Linked DNA regions of Homo sapiens: all the other regions are linked to region 2. Evidence: chromatin contacts called from ENCODE Hi-C or POLR2A ChIA-PET data. All regions are on one chromosome and are shown on one strand. The core of a region is the stretch at or near the end of the contact, and the rest is flanking DNA. Distances in the headings are between cores, read along the strand shown. Region 1 holds the start of P2RY1 (purinergic receptor P2Y1). Region 2 holds the start of SUCNR1 (succinate receptor 1). Region 3 has its middle 240 kb from the start of P2RY1.

Region 1 (3,341 bases), core at 219-2,718, 960 kb after region 2:
TCTTGTGGGGGATATTTTCCTTTGTGGTATCAAAGCCAGGAGCTCGTGGTTTTCCTTTATTTTTTAAGGGAACACTATCATGTAGCATCTGGGACCAGAAAGAAATCTTGATGTTATATATTTTACAGATATTTTCTTTTTGGATTTTTTTTCCTCTAAGAGAAAAGCTTTTGTTAATGTGTCATGTAAAAATACATTAACTAGTAACTTGTCAAGAAGTGCTAGATTCCATTCTTGTGCGGGTCCATTTATATATGTTCCTGAACAGCTAATATTTCATTTAGTTTCCAATTAAACTTGCTCAAATACATTTTTGAAGTGCATTGCTTAAAATTTACATTCAAGGCAAGAAAACGAGTTTGTCAGTAAATGTAGTAATTAAGGAAGTCCCAAGTCTGTATTTTTAAGATACTAGAGGTAATTGTAACTAATCACTTTAACTTAAAGAAATAGAATTGGAAATACCCCCCTCCCCCCGCCACCCCCTACCAAAACCATACCTTAGTCACTTTGGAATTATAACCGTCTTTTACGTCTATCAATATAAATGTATTGCATTTGGCATTCAAATTACTTTCAAAGGGATAAATTTCGAATTTTTTTTTTTCATTGTAGCTTCTGATCTTTAAATGTACTGAACAGGAGGATTTGGGGAGCTTGTCTTGTCTGATAGGTGTTAAGTATCTATGACGACAAATTTGAGCTGAAGCAATGTGCAATATGGACTAGTAATATCTTCACAAGACTATTTTGGAAATTCTCACGTTGATGTTATTAATGACGTGGGTTTATTAGCATTTGGGTAATTAAGAAAAAACAGTACTAGAATTTAAAAAAAAGAAAAAAAAAGGTAAGAAGGGCGAAACAGAGTTCTCCACTCCTCTCCCAACCCTCATTCCTTTGGAGGCTCGCGCCCTCTTGGAATAGCAGGTTCCTGCATGTGCCAGAAATCCGGTCCCGGCAAAGCTAGACGCTCTGCAATGACAGGCGTTCCCAGCTAGGGACTCCTGGCTGCTTGGAGCTTGAAAACACCTGGCGTGGTTCTCGAGGGCCCTAGAGGCTCCTGCTACGGACTGGTCGGCTCTGGGGTTGTAGGCAGAAGGCTCTAAGCGGTCGGAAGGGTTTCCTGTGTGTCAGCAACTTCACTTTGCCGAGATAGCTGGCGGAAGAGGGAAGGAGCGCTCGCGGGCCAATCGCCTGCCAGCAGCCACCTTGGAGCGCACCCCTCTCCCTCGCCGCCGACTCCGGTAGCAGCGTGCCGGCAGAGGCTGAACACACTCGGCCTCGGCGGAGACCTGCTCCCCAGAAGACGCCTCCTGCTTCCCACTGCGCCCTGGAGGACGCGGGCTGGCTGCTGGGCGAGCTCGGCGGAGGCACGCCCCTCGCCTCCCCGCGGAGTGCGGACTCGCCCCGGTGCCCAAACTCCGCCCACCCTCTAGGGAGCTCCGCTCTCCCGCCTAACCCCGGCACTCCGGACAGAGCTGGGCCTGGGGAAGGGGTTCCTGAACTACGCGGACGCCGAACGGGACGCGCTGCAGAAGCGCACGAGTCTGCGGCCACGCGCGCTCCGATGGCTGCCAGGAGCTGAGCTCAGGGTGGGCGGAGGAAGCGGTTAGACGCCCCGAAACTGAGCTGCACGTTTCTAAGGTAGGGAGGAGGAAGATGCCCCCAATTAAGTTGATCTTTGAGCCAAGGAGGCTGGGGAGCAGCCTCCCCAAGCTAGAGCCCTGCAGAGCGAGTTTCCCTTGACCTCGCTGCGCCTCTGGCGCGCTCTGCAGCGCGGACCCGCGGCCCCTCGGGAAAGCGCAGTCGGAAAGTTATCCGCGGCGGTTCCCTGCGCGCCCTGTTGTGTAAGCTCGGCGTTGCCAGCGGACGGAGAAGTTGCTGGCTTGCCCGATAGCCCAGTTCGGTGGCGGCCCGGGGCGGATTTCATGGCCCGCGGCGAACGCGGGGCCAGAGCTGGCGTGGGCGAGCCCCTGCGCGCCCCCTCCCGCGGGGATCCAGTTCGCCTGCTCCCTTCCGCTCGCTGGCTTTTCCGATGCTTGCTGCGCCCCTGGCCGCCGCTGCCCTCTCGCCGCCTCCTACCCCTCGGAGCCGCCGCCTAAGTCGAGGAGGAGAGAATGACCGAGGTGCTGTGGCCGGCTGTCCCCAACGGGACGGACGCTGCCTTCCTGGCCGGTCCGGGTTCGTCCTGGGGGAACAGCACGGTCGCCTCCACTGCCGCCGTCTCCTCGTCGTTCAAATGCGCCTTGACCAAGACGGGCTTCCAGTTTTACTACCTGCCGGCTGTCTACATCTTGGTATTCATCATCGGCTTCCTGGGCAACAGCGTGGCCATCTGGATGTTCGTCTTCCACATGAAGCCCTGGAGCGGCATCTCCGTGTACATGTTCAATTTGGCTCTGGCCGACTTCTTGTACGTGCTGACTCTGCCAGCCCTGATCTTCTACTACTTCAATAAAACAGACTGGATCTTCGGGGATGCCATGTGTAAACTGCAGAGGTTCATCTTTCATGTGAACCTCTATGGCAGCATCTTGTTTCTGACATGCATCAGTGCCCACCGGTACAGCGGTGTGGTGTACCCCCTCAAGTCCCTGGGCCGGCTCAAAAAGAAGAATGCGATCTGTATCAGCGTGCTGGTGTGGCTCATTGTGGTGGTGGCGATCTCCCCCATCCTCTTCTACTCAGGTACCGGGGTCCGCAAAAACAAAACCATCACCTGTTACGACACCACCTCAGACGAGTACCTGCGAAGTTATTTCATCTACAGCATGTGCACGACCGTGGCCATGTTCTGTGTCCCCTTGGTGCTGATTCTGGGCTGTTACGGATTAATTGTGAGAGCTTTGATTTACAAAGATCTGGACAACTCTCCTCTGAGGAGAAAATCGATTTACCTGGTAATCATTGTACTGACTGTTTTTGCTGTGTCTTACATCCCTTTCCATGTGATGAAAACGATGAACTTGAGGGCCCGGCTTGATTTTCAGACCCCAGCAATGTGTGCTTTCAATGACAGGGTTTATGCCACGTATCAGGTGACAAGAGGTCTAGCAAGTCTCAACAGTTGTGTGGACCCCATTCTCTATTTCTTGGCGGGAGATACTTTCAGAAGGAGACTCTCCCGAGCCACAAGGAAAGCTTCTAGAAGAAGTGAGGCAAATTTGCAATCCAAGAGTGAAGACATGACCCTCAATATTTTACCTGAGTTCAAGCAGAATGGAGATACAAGCCTGTGAAGGCACAAGAATCTCCAAACACCTCTCTGTTGTAATATGGTAGGATGCTTAACAGAATCAAGTACTTTTCCCCTCTTTAACTTTCTAGTTTAGAAAAAA
Region 2 (3,428 bases), core at 638-3,137:
TCTAGTATCTCAACTGAGAGCATTCGGAGGAAACAGGAAGTAGGACTTGGGAGGGAAACAAGGCTACCAGGCTACAGTCTAGATGACGTGTTCTATGAAAAAGGAGAAGCATAGACCAATTTTTGTCTTAGCAGCCAGAGTGAGATGGTAGTCAGGAAGTGGGACGAAGAAAGAGGAAGCTCTCGGGAACTCCCACCACCCCACAAAGGGGGAATTACTCTTTTCTTCCATCAGAATGGTGGCAGAAACCTGTGAAATACATCCATTTGTCTTTGTTTCTTGGAAGGGGTTCATGTTAATTTATGTCTAAAATTAACAAGCCTGGCATTGGTTATTCAAATGCTTTTTGCCCTTTTAAAAATATAGACAAAAATAATGTTTTAACCTTTCTTCCTTCTAAAAGTAGAAAAGAATTGCATTACTGAAAAATACCTGTTATTAATTCTTAGACTTTGTTGTGCACAAGGGTATTGTCATTCAATTCTGTAGGCAGTCAAGAATCAGAGTCGGTGCTTTTAGAATCCAAGTACATAGGCTTAAGCTCTGGTCCCTCCCGTTATTGATTCTGCAATCTTGAGAAAGTTAATTGACCTCTCTGAACCTTAGCTTTTTAATCTGCAAAATGAGAAAAATCTTAAATAATAACAACCTCAGAGGATTACTATATGCATTTGATGCATAAAGGTACTTAGTGTAATACCTGCCTGCCACATCACAAGAACTCAACAAATTATAGATATTTTTATTTCATGTAAATGCACATGTTTGTATACATAAATATTCATACATGTATAAATATATTTTACACATGTATATAAAGTGTGTAATATAGACACATATGTATGTATATATGTATGTGTATATATACATACATATATTTTGAGTTCCTGAGTTTTTAAGCTGTCAGATATTGGTGAGGAGAAATGCTTAGTTAGGAGGATGCCTGTAACAGAGCTTCTTTTTGGGCTTCTGCCTGTCATTGCTAACTCAATATTCAACTTACATAGCATTTAAATTGAATTACTGCTGCCTGCACAATTATGGGCTTTCTTAGTATAATCCCTATGCTTCACATCAAGAAGACTGAGTGTTTACTTGAATCTAAACCTAATATAATGCTTGGAAAAAGCCAGGTGTGCTTCCTGTCTGAAATGGTGGTAATGTACTTCCAGATGTTTTTCAGAGCATTGATTGGGATATATAAATTGCCATCTATTAAGGTTATTTTACTTAGCATCTCTCTCCCTAATCCCTAGCTATCTGATGTATCTTTTATGTGTTTCTTGATTTTAAGCACAGAAAATAAAATGGAAAATAACTTGAAGCTCTAGTATCTTTTTGCTAGTACACCAACATAGCATATATCCAGGTTTCCCTTTAAAATTTCAGTTTTATAGTTCCCTCAAAGTTATTGAAAACAGAGGTTTCGTTATTATATTCTCAATACAGAATTCACTAAGAAAATTAATTTTAAAAAAGAAGAAAAGCAGAGGCAACTGTATTCCCAATATAAGCAGTATTTACCACTTCTTATTGTGTAAATATGCAAATAAAATGAAAATAAGGAATGCTTCTCTGTTGCTTTGGTAGTGGATAAAATAAGTTCAACAGTGTTTTTCTAAAAATCTATTTGGTAAATGTGTTTCCTGTGAAATGAGTTACTTGTTTTTTGTCATTCAATTGCAAAACTGCATGTGAAAATAAAATAAATGTGAATGTGAAAATAAAAGCCTCACAAAAATTCCTCTGCATGAACATCTCTGACTGGGAGGTTTGACTGAATAAATTATTCCTGGGCTTTTGAATTATTAATCTTGGCTGCAGGATATGCAAATAGGATATGCAAATAGGACACTGTAATAACCATGTCCAGTGGCACAACACTGGGTCAGAAGCTATATCCAGCTGCTGGCAGAGTTCCTGTCAAGGGATCAAGTCTTCCAACAGAATGGTAAGCTACATGGCAAATTGTGCCTCTCAGTGTATAAAGTAAGGCCAGATTTCCTTCTAAAGGTGACCTGTGAGCAATTAAGGTTTTCAGTATTAAGTGTTTAAATTAATTCTTTATAAATAGATGTAAAACAGCAAAATAATTGAAAAAAAAAAGTCATTTTTATCTCTACGTTTATTTTTCAACAAATTAACTGTCTTCTTTTAGTTGTCAAATACTAATTTTATTTTATGTAAAAGGATTTATTATATTTGCTAACATCTCAACAACTTATATTTCAACAAAATAGTAATTGGATTTACCTAAATAAATATAACTACTTATGGGGAAAAATTAAAGTTCCTAAATGATTTGAAACAATCATGTATTTGATACATACACACACACACACACACACACACACACACACATATACATACATATATATATATATATATATATTTTTTTTTTTTTTTTTTTTTTTTAAGACAGAGTTTCACTCTTGTCACCCAGGCTAGAGTGTCTGAGTGCCAGAGTGACACATTTACAGCATGTGTTGGCTCACTGCAACCTCCGCCTCTGGGGTTCAAGCAATTCTCCTGCCTCAGCCTGCAGAGTAGCTAGGATTACAAGCGCCCACCACCACGCCCGGCTATTTTTTTTGGATTTTTTAGTAGAGATGGAGTTTCACCATGTTGGTCAGGTTGGTCTCAAACTCCTGACCTCAGGTGATCCACTCATCTCGGCCTCTCCAAGTGTTGGGATTCCAGGCATGAGCCACTGTGCTGGGGCATAATATTTTTATGTTTAGAAAATAATGTATTTGGGGGAATTTTCAGGCATCCTAAAAATTAAATTTAACATTTATGTGTGTAAAAATGATATTACCCAATAATTAATTTACTTAGGAAAAATGAAAAATTGCAGAAACCATTTCTATTCTACCTTCCATAACTTTTCAAAATGTGTGTGGTATTCTTAAAGAAGTTAATACACAATTTGTGCCATACTATTACTTTTTAATACCTTAATTTCTGGTGTAATGTATGGAATACATAAAAATAAAGTTACAAATGTTAAATTATTATATCTTTTCAGTGTGAATATATATTTTTGCTCAAATTATTTAGTAATCAAAAAAGTAATTTGTTAAAAAAAATTCTCATGTTACCATGTAAATTTGCCTTAAGGTAGCACTTAAAAGTAAACATTTTACAAATGTTATTTGTTTAATTGTGATGACTATAAAAACAAACAATTAAAAAGCTAAGAAACTATCACATATATATTTTAAAGTAAATTTCAAAAATGCAGATTTTCAAAAGGCTGAATATATTTAAAGTAAAAAACATTTTCAAGTTAAGTATTATTGGTCTGCTTATGTGAGTAAATTAGATATTGCTTCTAGTTCAATAATTCTAACAGTTTTAGATATATTTTTGGACTGGAAACTAAAGATTTCACTTTAATTTCTGCTCTTAAAAAATACCTATTCAAA
Region 3 (3,409 bases), core at 852-3,351, 720 kb after region 2:
TGTGTCATCTAGCATTAGGTATATCTCCCAATGCTATCCCTCCCCCCTCCCCCGACCCCACCACAGTCCCCAGAGTGTGATATTCCCCTTCCTGTGTCCATGTGATCTCATTGTTCAATTCCCACCTATGAGTGAGAATATGCGGTGTTTGGTTTTTTGTTCTTGCAATAGTTTACTGAGAATGATGGTTTCCAATTTCATCCATGTCCCTACAAAGGATATGAACTCATCATTTTTTATGGCTGCATAGTATTCCATGGTGTATATGTGCCACATTTTCTTCATCCAGTCTATCATTGTTGGACATTTGGGTTGGTTCCAAGTCTTTGCTATTGTGAATAGTGCCGCAATAAACATACGTGTGCATGTGTCTTTATAGCAGCATGATTTATACTCATTTGGGTATATACCCAGTAATGGGATGGCTGGGTCAAATGGTATTTCTAGTTCTAGATCCCTGAGGAATCGCCACACTGACTTCCACAATGGTTGAACTAGTTTACAGTCCCACCAACAGTGTAAAAGTGTTCCTATTTCTCCGCATCCTCTCCAGCACCTGTTGTTTCCTGACTTTTTAATGATTGCCATTCTAACTGGTGTGAGATGATATCTCATAGTGGTTTTGATTTGCATTTCTCTGATGGCCAGTGATGATGAGCATTTCTTCATGTGTTTTTTGGCTGCATAAATGTCTTCTTTTGAGAAGTGTCTGTTCATGTCCTTCGCCCACTTTTTGATGGGGTTGTTTGTTTTTTTCCCAAACAGCATGGTACTGGTACCAAAACAGAGATATAGATCAATGGAACAGAACAGAGCCCTCAGAAATAATGCCGCATATCTACAACTATCTGATCTTTGACAAACCTGAGAAAAACAAGCAATGGGGAAAGGATTCCCTATTTAATAAATGGTGCTGGGAAAACTGGCTAGCCATATGTAGAAAGCTGAAACTGGATCCCTTCCTTACACCTTATACAAAAATCAATTCAAGATGGATTAAAGATTTAAACGTTAAACCTAAAACCATAAAAACCCTAGAAGAAAACCTAGGCATTACCATTCAGGACATAGGCGTGGGCAAGGACTTCATGTCCAAAACACCAAAAGCAATGGCAACAAAAGACAAAATTGACAAATGGGATCTAATTAAACTAAAGAGCTTCTGCACAGCAAAAGAAACTACCATCAGAGTGAACAGGCAACCTACAACATGGGAGAAAATTTTCGCAACCTACTCATCTGACAAAGGGCTAATATCCAGAATCTACAATGAACTCAAACAAATTTACAAGAAGAGGTCACTGTTTCCCACCCACACTCATAAGGTAGAAAATTCCTTACACAAAAAAAGCAAGATGTATGCTGGGCATACAAAAAGAATGACACATGTTCATTATAAGAGAACAGAGTATATTTAGTGATAAATTAGCTTTGTGGTAAAAATATTTTACTATGAAAATGGTAACACAGACCAGGTACAGTGGCTTATGTTTGTAATTCCAGCACTTTGGGAGGCTGAGGTGGGGGGATTGCTTGATTCCAGGAGTTTGAGACCAGCTTGAGCAACACAGTGTGACCCTGTCTCTACAAAATTTTTACAAATTAGCTGGGTGTGGTGGCACACATGTGTAGTCCCAGCTACTCATCTACTCAGGAGGCTGAGGTGGAGGTGGGAGGATTGCTTGATCCCAGAGGGTTGAGGGTACAGTGAGCTAGGCTTATGGCACTGCACTCCAGCCTGGGTGACAAAGTGAGACCCTGTTTCAAATTATAATAATAATAATAAATTATTTAAAAAATACTAAGAGAAAGAAGAAAGAAAGAGAGAGAAAGAAAGAAAGAAAGAAAGAAAGAAAGAAAGAAAGAAAGAAAGAAAGAAAGAAAAGAGGTAATATAATTGATCTAGGGTTAAGTGAATAAAGTATAATATATTTCTCAGTTCTGATTATTCCAAGGAATCTTTTAGTCTGGTGTCAGGGAGAGAATGGAGACCACAAATCTCTTTCCTTTTCTTCATAGCAAGATGGAAGAAGCCAAAGATTCGAGCTCTTTCTCTCAAATGTAGCTTTTCAAACAGCAAGTCCTAAGTCTCAAGTTAGGAAGTGAAAGTGTCATAGCTCTCTGATGCTGGCTAAAATTTTACTTTAAGTTTCTTGTCCTTGAAGAGAAACAGGAAGCACATTTTCTTATCAGCCAAAGCAGAATGAGTTCTTTTAGCAAGGTCCCACCCCCTGAGAGTGAACTTTGCACTGCCCAAATATGTGCGTGGAGCTCATTTGTGCTCTAATTGAATCCTTTAAAGCAACACAGCTGGAAGACTCAGATCTCACTTCCTTGATATTCTACAGTCTGCAGTTCATTTTTGCCAAGCCAAAAAGTGACTTGTGGAGGGAAAAATAACCCTAACAACAACAACATTTAAAAAGAAACAAAACCAGAGGAACTATCTGACATTTTGGTGCATCAGTTTAGTCAGTATATTCCTGCTGCTCGGAATAATTTCTCTGGACCTAGAACTCAACTTCTTCTTAGATAATTTATAATCATGGAAACCATACAGATCCCTGAGGTCAGGGAGCCACAGCGAGACCACATCCTTTGTTTTCATTTCTCAGCTCCAAGTTAAGCTGCTTATTGTGCCTGGATCCAAGATGTACAAATCATCCAGAGTGGCTGGGTTGTGTAAGAATGTTTCAACTGGCATGATGCCTGCTCTATCAATACAAATGGCTTAACTATTTTCTGATAAACCAAAGAATCATCCTACATGGCTCTCCTGAAACTGTAACTGTCTCTGAGCTGGCAGAGGAAGACTTGCAAGGGTTTTGTGTTTGAGAATCATCTGCAGATTGAGTTTTACAGGAGCTGGTTCCCTTACTTTGACACCCTGGGAGCAACTTCATATAAAGAACAGATCAGCATCTGAATATGGAACAGTAGGTGTCAGGCCTCTGAGCCTAAGCTAAGCCATCATATCCCCCGTAACCTGCATGTACACATCCAGATGGCCAGTTCCTGCCTTAACTGATGACATTCCACCACAAAAGAAGTGAAAATGGCCTGTTCCTGGCTTAATGGATGACATTATCTTGTGAAATTCCTTCTCCTGGCTCATCCTGGCTCAAAAGCTCCCCTACTGAGCACCTTGTGACCCCCACTCCTGCCCACCAGAGAACAACCCCTTTGACTATAATTTTCCTTTACCTACCCAAATCTTATAAAACGGCCCCAACCCATCTCCCTTCGCTGACTCTCTTTTCGGACTCAGCCCGCCTGCACCCAGGTGAAATGAACAGCTTTATTGCTCACACAAAGCCTGTTTGGTGGTCTCTTCACACGGACGTGCATGAAATTTGGTGCCATGACTCGGATCGGGGGACCTCCCCTGGGAGATCAATCCCCTGTCCTC

Evidence for each region. A loop is a pair of places that touch in the nucleus more often than their neighbours do. ChIA-PET counts read pairs that join two places held with the same protein, here RNA polymerase II (POLR2A). Pooled maps may share reads with other maps.
Region 1: a map with no recorded cell type shows a loop between it and region 2 (4-fold over the local background). The contact joins the promoter of P2RY1 here to the promoter of SUCNR1 in region 2. A Hi-C loop is called at or near these places in 4 of 37 single-sample maps with no recorded cell type and 4 of 50 pooled maps. POLR2A ChIA-PET finds 5 or more read pairs at or near these places in 1 of 52 experiments (HEK293).
Region 3: a map with no recorded cell type shows a loop between it and region 2 (8-fold over the local background). The contact joins the enhancer-like site here to the promoter of SUCNR1 in region 2. A Hi-C loop is called at or near these places in 5 of 37 single-sample maps with no recorded cell type and 4 of 50 pooled maps.

Annotation. Positions count from the first base shown.
Region 1 is chr3:152,833,663-152,837,003 of GRCh38, forward strand. It overlaps P2RY1 (purinergic receptor P2Y1), which reads left to right and starts at 1,469. Exons shown (of 1, transcript NM_002563.5): 1 at 1,469-3,341. The coding sequence starts at 2,121. The coding sequence ends at 3,242. RefSeq lists silencers at 1,376-1,425, 2,138-2,432 and an enhancer at 1,606-1,705.
Region 2 is chr3:151,871,756-151,875,183 of GRCh38, forward strand. SUCNR1 (succinate receptor 1) reads left to right here and starts at 1,888. Exons shown (of 3, transcript NM_033050.6): 1 at 1,888-1,951. The region is part of intron 1 of AADACL2-AS1 (AADACL2 antisense RNA 1); the gene reads right to left.
Region 3 is chr3:152,594,075-152,597,483 of GRCh38, forward strand. No RefSeq gene overlaps it. Among named protein-coding and RNA genes, the nearest start is that of P2RY1, 240 kb to the right of the region's middle. RefSeq lists enhancers at 2,299-2,398, 2,762-3,409. Within about 2 kb of position 2,102, at least 18 of the 41 ENCODE cell types and tissues checked have a DNase peak (open chromatin) inside an H3K27ac peak, as active enhancers do.